Linked DNA regions of Mus musculus: region 1 is linked to region 2. A link is a contact called in ENCODE POLR2A ChIA-PET data. All regions are on one chromosome and are shown on one strand. Each heading gives the region's core, a stretch centred on a gene start or an enhancer-like site at or near the end of the contact. The rest is flanking DNA. Distances are from core to core; before and after follow the strand shown. Region 1 holds the start of Coa7 (cytochrome c oxidase assembly factor 7). Region 2 holds the start of Zyg11a (zyg-11 family member A, cell cycle regulator).

The links. ChIA-PET counts read pairs that join two places held with the same protein, here RNA polymerase II (POLR2A).
Region 1: POLR2A ChIA-PET joins it to region 2 with 15 read pairs in embryonic stem cell. The contact joins the promoter of Coa7 here to the promoter of Zyg11a in region 2. POLR2A ChIA-PET finds 5 or more read pairs at or near these places in 4 of 5 experiments (Patski and embryonic stem cell).

The regions. Positions count from the first base shown.
Region 1 is chr4:108,325,593-108,332,238 of GRCm38, forward strand. It overlaps Coa7 (cytochrome c oxidase assembly factor 7), which reads left to right and starts at 2,560. Exons shown (of 3, transcript NM_027250.4): 1 at 2,560-2,698; 2 at 6,619-6,646. The coding sequence starts at 2,593.
Region 2 is chr4:108,216,620-108,223,353 of GRCm38, forward strand. It overlaps Zyg11a (zyg-11 family member A, cell cycle regulator), which reads right to left and starts at 1,424. Exons shown (of 14, transcript NM_001167936.3): 1 at 1,214-1,424. The coding sequence starts at 1,303.

The DNA.
Region 1 (6,646 bases), core at 1,310-3,809, 110 kb after region 2:
AGCCACCATGTGGTTGCTGGGATTTGAACTCTGGACCTTCGAAAGAGCAGTCGGGTGCTCTTACCCACTGAGCCATCTCACCAGCCCTAGGTTTAGTTTCTTACTTAAGGTGTTGAGGTCTGCCCTCCACCAACATGTATGTAGCCATTTTGTTTCATGCCTACCAACTATTTCATATTATTGCTATAAAATGCCTGCCAGTCACGGACACAGAAAAATAACCTGACTCAAGTTTGGGCTAATCATATACCCTGTATGTTCTGTATGTGGTATGTTAATCTTAAGAAATTCCACAAAGCTTTACGTCGGACCCATAAAAATCAAAGGTCAATATGAACTGTTATGTCTAAAATGGCTTGAGTCAGAGCTGACCACTGGGCAGCACTTCCTACGCCTACATATGAGCTCAGTGTGTGTTTCCTTTATAAGCCTTTCCTGAGAATACACTAGTACCACAAAATTAGGTTCCCGAGTCCTTTTTGTGGCCCTGAATGTCCAATTTTGGGGTATTCATTCAATAAACTGTTTTTGCTTAACTGAGAACAGTGTTTTTATGGTGGTTCCTGGTCCCCAACAAAGGCAATCTTGTTATGTAGCCCAGGTTGGCCTTTAACACACAACTATCTTCCTGTCCCAGCCACCTGAATATAAACATATGCCACTATGCCTGACTGAAATTAATTTTGAACACAAGGGTCTCAACTAGGCATGGTGATACATACCTTTATCCCAGCATTCAGATGCAGAGGCAGGCGGATAGGCAGATAGGCAGATTTCTGCGTTCAAGGAAAGCCTGGGCTACAGAGTGAGTTCTGGGACAGCCGGACTACGGAGAAACCCTGTCTGGAAAATGAGAGAGAGAGAGAGAGAGAGAGAGAGAGAGAGAAGAAGAAGAAGAAGAAGAAGAAGAAGAAGAAGAAGAAGAAGAAGAAGAAGAAGAAGAAGAAGAAGAAAGGATAAGAAGAGAAGAGGGGACAGGAGGGGAGGGGAGGGGAGGGGAGGAGAGGGGAGGGGAGGGGAGGGAAGGGAAGGGAAGGGAAGGGAAGGGAAGGGAAGAGAAGAGAAGAGAAGAGAAGAGAAGAGAAGAGAAGAGAAGAAGTTTCTCTGGCTGGCCTAGAACTTGGTATGCAACTGAGAATGACCTTGAACCCTGACCCCCCTTGCCTCTACCTCAACAAGTGCTAGGATTGCACCATGCCTGTTTTAGGACATGATGAAGACTGAACCCAAGGGACCAGGCAAGTTCTCCAACAGATGAGCTACTTCTTCAGCCTAAATATTATTATTATTTTTTTTTAATAATGGCTTACTGTTTTCCAAGCTATCCTGGAACTCCTGGAGGCCAGGTGGTGTGGCCTCTTCTGAGGCCTGGGCTTGCTCAGTTCTTGGAAACAGAGATTTATGTCTAGTCTCCTGAACTGCCAATGTGAAGCCTGTCATGGAGTCAGCCTGTCTCAGTTATACAGAACAAAGCAAGTAAGCTTCTAGATGTATCCAGTAGGAGTAGGTTAAGGAGGGAGGCTCCAAAGTAAAGGTCAGGCCTTCTCATCCTGGACCATGTATTCTAAGGGCTCCCTCTAGTGATTACAGATATAAACAAGATAAAAAGAACACGGATAGGTGGATGTGGGAGCTTGTATCTGCAACAGTACTCAGTAGGCTGAGGGGGGAGGATTGTCTCAAAGTGAGATTCTATCAAAGGAAAAACAGGAGAAGCCATACATAAAAGTCAGTTTTAGCCAGAGGCTCTGGAGTAACGCAGAGCTTGTGCTATCCTGTGAAAGATGTGTCATGGAACTGCTTTTAAAACCATGAGTCCATTCCCAATCGGCCTTTCCCTTTCTCCTTGCCCCAATAAACCTCTTCGGTAAGATCTGTTGCATCATATGACTTCATAGTGTTCCTTGGCTTCAATCCGCCATGCTGCTGTTCTAAAACTATTATAGTGACCATGTTGTCACTATAATCCCGACCACTGATGTGTTCTAATCATAACTCGCAGTCATATTAATATGGATGATTTTGATGGGTCTACAAAGAATATAGAGATAAGGGCATCCCGTGGCAATTGCACAGATTTATTTATTTCGGTTTTTCCGGCCATATTTGGGACACACAAGGTATTCAAAATGCTTGCCACCCAAATGAACGAATGCTTTCGGAATAGATTTCAAGTTCTGTTTTACGATGCTTCAGAGTACTTGGTGGTGAGCTGCAGCCCAACGCTGTAAGCTTTGGTAAGGCTGGGACCTGAGCTCCCGGCTGTGTCGGCTTTAGAACCGGAACTGAAGAATGTCTGGCTGATCCAGACTACAGGGAGAAAACCATTAAGGGGCAGTATGGCCTCAGATAAACCGACGCAGAAACCTGGGAGAGGGCTGTCCAAAAAGAAGAATAAAAGCCTGGAGGGGTGGGGGGGGTGGGGAGCTACCACCGCAAAGGATGATGGGAAGCGGTAATCGTCTCCTTCCTTCCAACCCGCCCCCGTACTGAGGAGCGCTGACGTCACGCACGCCGCCGGCATGCCCCGCCCCTGGGCTGGCTCACGTAACTGAGGGTGGAGCCACAAAGCGATTTGTGGGAGTCGGAATCATGGCGGGCTTGGTTGACTTCCAGGACGAGGAGCAGGTGAAGTCCTTCCTGGAGAACATGGAGGTGGAGTGTCACTACCAATGCTACCGCGAGAAGGACCCGGAGGGTGAGCGCCAACTGCGCAGCCTGGGACATAGGGGAGGGGAGCGAGCGTGGGGTGCAGTCGTGGTCACGTGGCGGGCCGAGGACGCCTAAGGACCGGGTCAGGGTCACTACGGGCCTGTGGGCGGGAAGTTGTAGTGCATCGGGGGCGGGGCCTGCAGCGGAGGGCGGAGCCCTCAGGCTAGATGCTGTGTAGTCAAGTTTAGGGTGCTAGGACTGGAGGTGTGAGGGTGAAGTAGAACCTCGGTGTACATGTCTTTGAGGGAATCATTTAACATGCAGGAAATAAATGAAATATATGCTAGTAGTAAATGCGAGCCAGAATTGGTTGGCATCTTGCACCTGTAATTCTAGCGTTCGGGAGGCTGAGGAAGGAGGATCACTTAGAACTCAGGAGTTAAGGACTAGCCTGAACTACATAGCAAAACCCGGCCCAAAAAAAGAATTGGAGAGGGAGATTGGAGTGGTGGTCCAGTAATTAGGAGCCCATTTAAAGTTCTAGGAGATCCAATGCCTCTGGCCTCTGCTGCCACCACACCACATGCTCGTATACACACATCCATAATTTAAAATAATAAAAATTAAATCTTTTTTTTTTTGAGACTGTCATTATGTAGCCTTGACTGGCCTAGAACTTACAGTGTAGGCCACGCTAGCCTTGGACTCAGAACTGCTTCCTCTATCTTCTGAGTTTTTGGCATGAGCCACAGGCCTGTTAACAAATTAATAAATTAATTAATTTGTTGAGGTGTTATTCTTTGTGTAGTCCTGACTGTCCTTCTGTTGATCAGGCTAGCCTGAAACTAAGATATCTGCAAGCTTCTGTTTCTCAAGTGCTAGAAGGTGTGGGCTGCCACCATCCAGCACAAAATTTTAAAAAAAAATTTTTTTTTTGTTTTAGTTTTTTCGAGGGAAAAAAAAGTTTTTTTAAGGTAAGTGAAATGTGATAAAAAGAACTGAGTGAAGGGCACTGCCCAATGACATGGCTTTTGAATAAAGCTTTGAAGGAGGAAAGGAACCATTGTAAGTCTTTGCCAGGCAGAGGTAATAAAAGGTCAGAAATTGACTATATTTATTTATTTATTATATGTAAGTACACTGTAGCTGTCTTCAGACACTCCAGAAGAGAGCATCAGATTTCATTACAGATGGTTGTGAGCCACCATGTGGTTGCTGGGATTTGAACTCAGGACCTTTGGAAGAGTAGTCGGTTTCCTTAACCACTGAGCCATCTCACCAGCCCCAGAAATGGACTCTTATGTGCAGTGAGGAGGTGGAGTGTATGAGTGACCAGTGCCCAAACAAGTGTCCAGTGTCTGTAGGTTGTTTTCCTATTGTTTTAATTAAGGGAAAAGAATGAAAATGGCTCTGGCCCTCCTTTCCAGTAGCTTACAGTCTAGTTCCCAAGAAATGACTTTCTGTTTCTTGAAATTAGTCCACTATAGTGTGACTCTGGATAAGGAACCCAGGATTATTCTGTTTGTTTGTTTGTTTGTTTGTTTGTTTTTTCGAGACAGGGTTTCTCTGTATAGCCCTGGCTGTCCTGGAACTCACTCTGCTGACCAGTCTGGCCTCGAACTCAGAAGTCTGCCTGCCTCTGCCTCCCGAGTGCTGGGACTAAAGGTGTGCACTACCACGCCCGGCTAAGATTATTCTTTGGGAGCTAGTCCATGTCCCAATTGAAGAGAAATTTCAGAGGAATTGACCTTCTGTGGTCTCTGAGGACCAGGGTGGTTGGGCATAGTCCACAGAGGCCAGCTGTGTAGTCAGTGCGGGAGAGGTTGGGGAACAGAGAGCTCTTTTGGAAGGTGAATTAAGGATTGCTCAGAATCAAGTCAAATTAATGTCTGTTTTGCAGTCCTGAGGCACAAAGCCAGGGCTTCTGAGTGTAGCGGGGAAGTTTTCTACCACTGGGCTCTAGCTCCAGTTCCAGATTAAGTTTGTTCAGGGAGCCCGGACTACAGTGTACCCTGCCTTTCTAAGCAAGGAATTTAGACCTGACTCTGTAGGCATGTTTGAGGAGTTTGTGGTAGTTGATATGAGTTACATGAAGGACATGTGGAGCAGGGAGTGCAGGAGAGCCCTGTGAGCACTGGCCATGGGCTGGGGTTGTAGGTTGGTTGGAAGAGCACTCACCTAGTGTACCTGAGGCCCTGACTGAGTACTAGGCCTGGCTCAGACTGCATATGCACATGCTTAGCATGAGATCCCAGCACTCAGGGAGGTAGAGCAACAGGATCAGGGACATCCTTAGCTACATAGTGAGTTCTGGTCCAGCCTAGGTTATTTAAGACCCTGCCTCAAATTAAACAAACAAAAATAACATCAATTATTGTTATTATTCTTGGTGCAAACATATGCTCTTATGCAATTTTTTTTTGTTGTTTGTTTTTTTGTTTTGTTTTGTTTTGTTTTTTTGAGACAGGGTTTCTCTGTATAGCCCTGGCTGTCCTGGAACTCACTCTGTAGACCAGGCTGGCCTCGAACTCAGAAATCCGCCTGCCTCTGCCTCCCAAGTGCTGGGATGCCCGCTCAATGTTTTTTAAAATGCAAAGTGAATCTTAATCACTTCCCTTCTCTTGAAGAGATTTCTCAGTCGGTAGCTTACTTGTGTGGTTTTCCATTGTGGGGACTGGGATTAAACCAAGGGCCTCCCGAGCTCTAGGCAAGGACTATGTCACTGAGTTCCACTCCTCCAGCCCCGCTTTCCTACTCCTAAGAACCCTTTGTGCGTTATGGTCTGTAGTAACATGCCCATTGTGGAGAGAGGCGCAGCTCTAATTTCTTCATGTGTTTGAGGTTCTTGCCTCCCTAACCCATACCGCCTTATCTTGGCCTCCTTCTACCACATTTGTGCCGTGTTTATTTCCCCTTCCACCTGTTTCTGGACTCTCTCCATTTCTTTGTCTTGATTCGATAGGGATGGAGCCACCCAGGGCCTTGTACTTTGCCTTGTCATGCATGGAGTGACACCTTCAACTCCTTAGTCCTTATGTATCCTGTGCTCTCTTCAGCTCAGCTGTCACAGTCCTCCGTGGGACCTTCCTTGGTGCCCAAACTGTCTTAACCATAAGACATACAATGAACTTTCTCATCAGGCTGTTCTATTTCAGTTATAACTTAGTGTTTGAAAACACTGCATTTCTTTAATGTATCTCCTCCTTTCCTAGCCTGCCTGAATGGTTCTCTTTCACAAGGTTGTGAAGGGTGACTTTGAACTCCTTATCACGTCTCCACCTTGGGAGTGCAGGCACCATAGATGTGCACTTGCATGCCTGGCTTAAGCGTATAAATATCAAAAGGGCAAATGACAATATTCCCAGCAGCTCTGAATGTGTCATATACCTTTATACATGAGCTGGTGTGTGTGTGTGTGTGTGTGTGTGTGTGTGTGTGTGTGTGTGTGTGTTTTCAAATATTTGATGACTGAAAATGAAGGAGAATAGTCTTTGATGTTGCTGGGAACGCTAAGAGGCTGGCTAGAACTGGAACATCCTAGATATGGAAAACTATTTCCCACTGCTTTGGTAGCTTCCCTTTCTATTTTCAGGACTTCAGGTTTCCCCAGGCCAGGTAGTAAGGTAATTACATCTGATTTCTGGTTTTCTGCTGCAAAAGGCATCCACAAACTCTTTCTAGGTTTTAGTGTTTTTATTACAGACCTTGCAGAGAGGTTCCAAAGCTAGCAAAGTGTCAGTCATGGGAAGTCAGCTAGGGTTAGGCCTGGCTGGTCTGCCAGGGGTGAATCTTCCAGATCTGAACATTGCTGGCCAGCGGGGGGACATGTCCCCTTTTAAGAAGGGCTGGACACTTCGTTTCTGTGCTAAATCTGACTGGCACGTTTGAGAGCTAGGCTTGCTCTGATTGTACCTGGGCCCCTGAACAGCAGCTGCTGGCACGATTGACCTCTTGCCTCCTCTCTAGGTTGCTATCGGCTGGTGGACTATCTGGA
Region 2 (6,734 bases), core at 174-2,673:
TTTCAAATTCCAATAAATTTGATAAACCGAATGAAGTAGAGAATACATTTCTTGATAGATATTACCAAAGCAAAATCTGTTATAGTTCTGGGAATGCTGTCCCCCCCCCCCCCCCACTTCTTTTTTTCCACTTTGGACAGTTTCTCTGTGTAGCTTTGGCTTCCTGGAACTCACTCTGTAGACTAGGTTGGCCTCAAACTAACTCCTGAGTGCTGGGATTAAAGACGTGTCCCACCATGGCTCAGCAAATGTTGTCTCCTTTTATAAATATGGAGATATACAAAGAACTAACTTTATTAACTCCCAAAAAATACATAGGCATATGAGTTAAAACCTGCAAGGCCCGAGGAGTAGCTCACTTGGTAAGACGCTTGTCTTGTAAGCAGGGACAAGCAGAAAGAAGCTGGGTCCCCTGTCACTTGCTTGTAATTGTAACCCCAGTATTGTTGAGAATGCAAGGCCAGCCTGAGTTACTTAGTGAGTTCCAGACCAGCCTGATCTTGGGTGGAATTTTATTTCCAGAATAAAATTAAAATAGGGGCTAAGGAGATGGCTCAGAGGTTAAAAGAGGGCACAGGGTTCTTCTAGAGGCCGAAACTCTGTTCCCAGCACCCACATCTGCCTGTCACCGGTGTATTTTTCGCTGTCCCCCACCCCACCCCCGCCAGGTACTGAGCATCCAAGATCACTAAGTTCTAGTGTAGACCCAGTCACCCTCGGGCTCGCCGCCTTCCGCACTCGGTTCCTGGGGCAGGTGGGTGGGCGACTTAGGGGAGCCGCTGCGTGGGGCGCTAAGAGGAGGCGGCTCGGGGCCCTGAGGAGAGGGGCGGGTCTGTGCTTGCTGAGGTGAGGCCATCTGAAGGGAGCGGGCTGAGGAGACCGGGCGGGCTGGAGGTCTGAGGAGAGGAGCGGGGCTAGCCTGAGGGGGTGGCGCCTGCGCGCAGCGGGGGGCTCAGTATGGCTGGGGTTCGAACTCGGGCGCCTTCCTCAGCAGCGCAGCGAACAGGAACCCCGCGAGGGCTGGACGCGGCGTCCACGGAGCCTGGAGCCCGGAGCCCGGGCCGGCCTGCCGGCGACTTCCAGGGAACCGTCACGCCCAACTCGCCGCCCGCCCGCCCGCCCGGAGGAGGCCGCCCCGCACCAGCCCGCCCGCCCGCGGGCCGCGCTGCACGACGGGCGGACGCCCCGGAGCCCGGACGGCGGCCACACTCACCTGCACCAAGCAGTGGCCCTGCGCGTCCTGCTGGGCGTCGGGCAGGACGAGGGCCCGCGGCCACAGCAACGGATGCAAGAAATGGACCATGACGCCGACGCCGCCCACGCGAGCCCGGCCGCCGACGTCGCGCCCCGGCGCCCCGGAGGAGAGCGCAGGAAGGTCGCCCGGCACGGGAGGAGAGCTCAGGAAGGTCGGCCGGCGTTTGAATGGCCGCCCCACGCCGCGCACAGGTCCGCCGCGACCCCGCCCCCGCCGCACGCCCAATGGTCCTCGCTCTCCAGCCTCAGCCACCCAACTCCTATTCACTCCTCGGAGGCCGAGCGCCCTGAGACCCACGCTGCCGAGGGCGTTCGCATAGCACGCACAGCGTTCCTCATTGTACATTTTTATTTTGTTTCTTCTTTTTATGGGGGGGTATTTTGTGGGGGGGGGGTGTTTTTTTGTTTGTTTGTTTTTTGTTTGGTTGGTTTTGGTTTTGAAATAAGGTTTCTCTGTGTAGCCCTGGCTGGTCCTAGAACTCCAAGTTCATAGACGTCCACCGGCCTCTGCCTCCAAAGTACTGGTATTAAAGAAGTAGCCACCCACCAGGGCTTGATTTTTTTTTTTTTTTTTTTTTTTGAGTTAGATAAGGAATCTAGAGCGCATTGTAGGCCAGGGCTCTACCACGTGCCAGATTTTTAAGTGCTTTAAACAAATTAAAAAGCATTTTCAAAGGCTTTGCCCCAGATACCAGTCACGTTTTGACTCCTTGATGAGGATTAACGGTACAAAATATTTCTAGAGGCTGCTAACCTGGTTGGAAGGGGACAGAGTGCAGTGTTAACGTCTGCTTACACACACGACACGCACACACAATAAAATTTCAAAAACAAAACACAGCACCTATTTTTATAAGAGCACAGGGAAGTGGAAACAGGATCAAAGGTTGAAGGTTTTCTTCTGAAAACTAGTTTGAAACTAACCTCAGCCCCCATTACTTTAAGACCATCTTATTTAACATACAACTATTGCTCGGATCCAGGCCAATGCTGTTAAGAGACCTAGACAGACAGGTGAAAGGCAGAGACAGAGAGCCCAATCTCTTGGATTGCTGGGGGTATCTGAAGCCTAATTTTTATCAACTACATGTAAGATCAGGTGAGAGCACACAGGCAGAAACCAGGATTGCTAAAGATAAGGTTTGTACTCAGGCACTTCCCAGGCTCGTGCTAGATGAAGGAATTCAAATGTTAAAATTAGTTTTCAAGAACAAAGGACCAGGCTACGCTTCCCTCAGCGGTCTGTTTTCTTGTTCACCAGCCTGGAATTTGCATTATAGCTGAAGATGACCTTGAACTGATTCTTCCACTTCCACCTCCCAAGGTGCAAGGTGAGTTGTATACAGCTGTCCTTGAAAGTAACTACAAAGCTAGCGATGCGGGGGCGTGGCTGCTAGCCATGTGGGGGCGTGGCTGTTAGACCACTCACTCCGCACACTGCAAGAACAGAATTTTAGGAATGAGAACAAGCCATTGCGGAAACTGAAGGTTAGAAGTAAGAGCCAGGATGAAGGGATTTTACCTGGGAAAGCATGGGCCTTTGATCCCAGCACTCGAGGGAGGCAGAGGCAGATTGAACTCTGTGAGTTCTGGACTGGGTAGGGCCAAAATAAATCAAAGACTCATTATTCAAATTTGTGATTTAAGTTGGCATGGCGGTGGTGAACGTCTGCAATCTCAGAATTTGGGAGACACAAGAGTCAGGAGTGCTGGCCCAAAACCTAAATATATCGCATTTGAAAGACTGTCTGGATTTCTGTTCTTAAAGTTTATTTTACAGTTATATATGTGTATGTTATGTCTTTTGTTTGTGGCAGGGTTTTGTTACTGCTGGTGTGTGTGTGTGTCTATGTCTGTGTGTGTGTATGTGTCTATGTCTGTGTGTGTGTCTTTGTGTCCTGCATACACAGTAGGACCTGGGGGTCAAATTCAGGTTGTGAGGTAAATGCAGCCAGTGTTTTACCCACTGAAACCCCAGGACTTTATTCTGACATTGTTTTTCTATTTATTGTTGGTCATTTAAAAAGTAAACAGCCAGGTGTAGTGGTGCACGCCTTTAATCCTAGCACTTGCAAGGCAGAAGCAGGTGGATTTCTGAGTTCGAGGCCAGCCTGGTCTACAGAGTGAGTTCCAGGACAGCCAGGGCTACACAGAGAAACCCTGTCTCAAAAAACCAAGCGTGCCCCCCCACCCCCTCCAAAAAGAAAGAGTTTAGTGGCACACATCTTTAATCCTGGCACTTAGGAGGAGGCTGAAGTAGGTGGGTTTCTGTGAGTTTGAGGCCAGCCTGCTCTACATAGAGAGTTCCAGTTCCAGGACAGGACAGACAGTTCTGAATAATGAGAAACTATCTCAAAAGAAAAAAGAAAAGAGAAGAGCATATTTGTGGGCCAGTGAGATGGCTCAGCTTGTAAAGATGTTTGCCACAACTTTGTGGAGAAAGTTCTTTCTTTCTTTCTTTCTTTCTTTCTTTCTTTCTTTCTTTCTTTCTTTCTTTCTTTCTTTCCTTTTCTTTTTTAAAAAAGATTTGTTTGTTTGTTTGTTTGTTTTATGTAGATGAGTACATTGTTGCAGTCTACAGACACACCAGAAAAGGATGTCAGAGACCCCATTACAGATGGTTGTGAGCCACCATGTGGTTGCTGGAATTGAACTCAGGACCTCTGGACCTTAACCTCTGAGCCATCTCCCCAGCCCCGTAAGTTCTTTCTTATACCTTTACATAGGTATCAGAGATTGACATTAGGATTTCAAACTTATATGGCACAAGCACCTTTACCCCACTGAGCCACCTTGCCAGACCCTGGAAATGTTCGTTGAGAGAGTATCATGGAGCCCAGGACAGCCTATAAATTACTATATTGCTGAGAATGGCCTTGAACTCCAGATACTGGGATTTGTGGCTTCAATGCTAAAAGGATTAATTTCACGACTAGCTGGTAAATGATGAAGCCAACTTTGGGGATTCTATTAAAGCTTACTATAGGCTTAAGCATGAGAGTTAAAAGGAGGACTCTCAGAAAGGAAGACTTATCCAGGTATGGCTACAACCAATTGTCATAGCATTAGCCATATACACTGTTTTGACAGCTCTCAAGTTCCATCTCAAAGGACGGCTAAGAAACACTCCCACCCCTTTTGATAACTGAGGTGGTTTGGACCCTGCATTGGCTGGAGGAGGTAAAACCATGACAACCAACAACTGTCCCTTCTGTTTCTGGTGAGATTCTGAGAGAGCTGCAGGTTTAGAACTGGGCAGAGGGAAAGGCCATAAGCAGTTGGTAATTAACTGCGCTGGATTCCTGCTCCTCTGCTGAGAGGCCTCAGAGATGAGGGTTCCTTCATCCCATGTGCCTGTCGCCTATCCTGCCTCAGGACGGCTTGATCTTATTTGGTTTGGTTTGGTTTTTAAATAAAATCTCACTGTGTAACCCTGGCTAGCCTGAATACATAGACCAGGCAGTCCTGGAATTCATAGAGATATACCTGCCTCTGCCTCCCCAGGGCTGGGCTAAAGGCGGAAACCACCATGACAGCCAGGCTTTTTTTTTTTCCCCCCACAGGTTGGAATCTACATAGAGACTGAGTTCAGAAATCACTTTAGAATATTAAATGATAAGATTTAGATTGTATATCTCTAAAACAATAAGAGGCTCACTCAAGGAAAACTTCTCTGGTCAACAGATTAGAATTTCTAGCTTGGGTGGAGACTTAACATTGCAGCTGGTCAGGTCAAATGACCTGGGGAAGGGGCCATCCCTGGGAATGCAGGGTTACCTTAATCCATGCTAAAGAACAAGGAGAGATGGCTCAGCTGCAAAGAGCACTTATTGCTCTTCCAGAGGACCTGACTTGATTCCTAGCACCCATATGGTGACTCAAAATTGTCCCTAACTCTAGCTCCAGGGAATCTATCTGACAGCCCTCTTCTGGATTCTCTTGTGCACTGAGTTAAGCTTGTTTTTATATTATTCAAATGTTGATTTCCATAACACTAGAGAGCTAAATATTGGACTTTGGTATTTTTATTCTAGTTGTTCAACGTTTTGTAAACATTCTTCCCCACCACCTTATGATTAATTTAACAAACAGCTGATTACAACATGAAAGGAGAGGGAAGGCAGGACAACCCATAGGAACTGTGGGGAGGGGGGAATCCACCGGGAATCTGACTGGCAGACATGGTGGTGGAACAGGTGCCTGGAGAGGAGCAATAACGGCTGTGTGCAGGGATCCACCCCATAATCAGCATCCAAACGCTGACACCATTGCATACACTAGCAAGATTTTATTGAAAGGACCCAGATGTAGCTGTCTCTTGTGAGACTATGCCAGGGCCTAGCAAACACAGAAGTGGATGCTCACAGTCAGCTAATGGATGGATCACAGGGCTCCCAATGGAGGAGCTAGAGAAAGTAGCCAAGGAGCTAAAGGGATCTGCAACCCTATAGGTGGAACAACATTATGAACTAACCAGTACCCCGGAGCTCTTGACTCTAGCTGCATATGTATCAAAAGATGGCCTAGTCGGCCATCACTGGAAAGAGAGGCCCATTGGACTTGCAAACTTTATATGCCCCAGTACAGGGGAACGCCAGGGCCAAAAAGGGGGAGTGGGTGGGTAGGGGAGTGGGGGTGGGTGGGTATGGGGGACTTTTGGTATAGCATTGGAAATGTAAATGAGCTAAATACCTAATAAAAAATGGAAAAAAAAATAACGGCTGTGTGGCAGAGCTTAATTAGAATAAATGGGTTAATTAAATTCTACAAGCTAGCTGGGAATAAGCTTAAGCTACAGGCCTAAGCATTCATAAATAAATAACAATCTCTGAATCATTATCGACAGCCTTTGGGGATGGACCTCCATGAACAATAGGCACATATGTAGTGTGCATACATACATGAAAGCAAAATGCTCGTACACATAAAATAAAATATACATTCAAATAACAGGTGGAATAATTGTGCCTTTAGCGGGGCAGTGGTGGTCCACGCCTTTAATTCCAGCACTCTGGAGGCAGAGGCAGGTGGATTTCTGAGTTCAAGGCCAGCCTGGTCTACAGAGTGAGTTCCAGGACAGCCAGGGCTACACAGAGAAACCCTGTCTCAAAAAAACCAAAAAAAAAAAAAAAAAAAAAAAAATGTGCCTTTAACGGGACAATGTAGTTTCCTTCCGTGACTTTTCTCTCCTTGCACAGTGCTTTACCAGGCTTACCTCCCTTCTTAAGCAAAACTTTTTCCCTTTCTTCTCTCTCTCTCTCTCTCTCTCTCTCTCTCTCTCTCTCTCTCTCTCTCTCTCTCTCTTTCTCTCTCTCTCTCTTTTTGCTTTGAGAAACGGTTTCTCTGGCAGACTTCAGACTCAGAGATCCACCTTCCTTTGCCTCCCAAGTGCTGGGGTTAAAGGTGTGCACCACCACGCCCGGCCTTTCTCTTTCTTCCTGCCTTTGGGTCATGTCAGTACCTCCCCTGGGTGGCTCTTT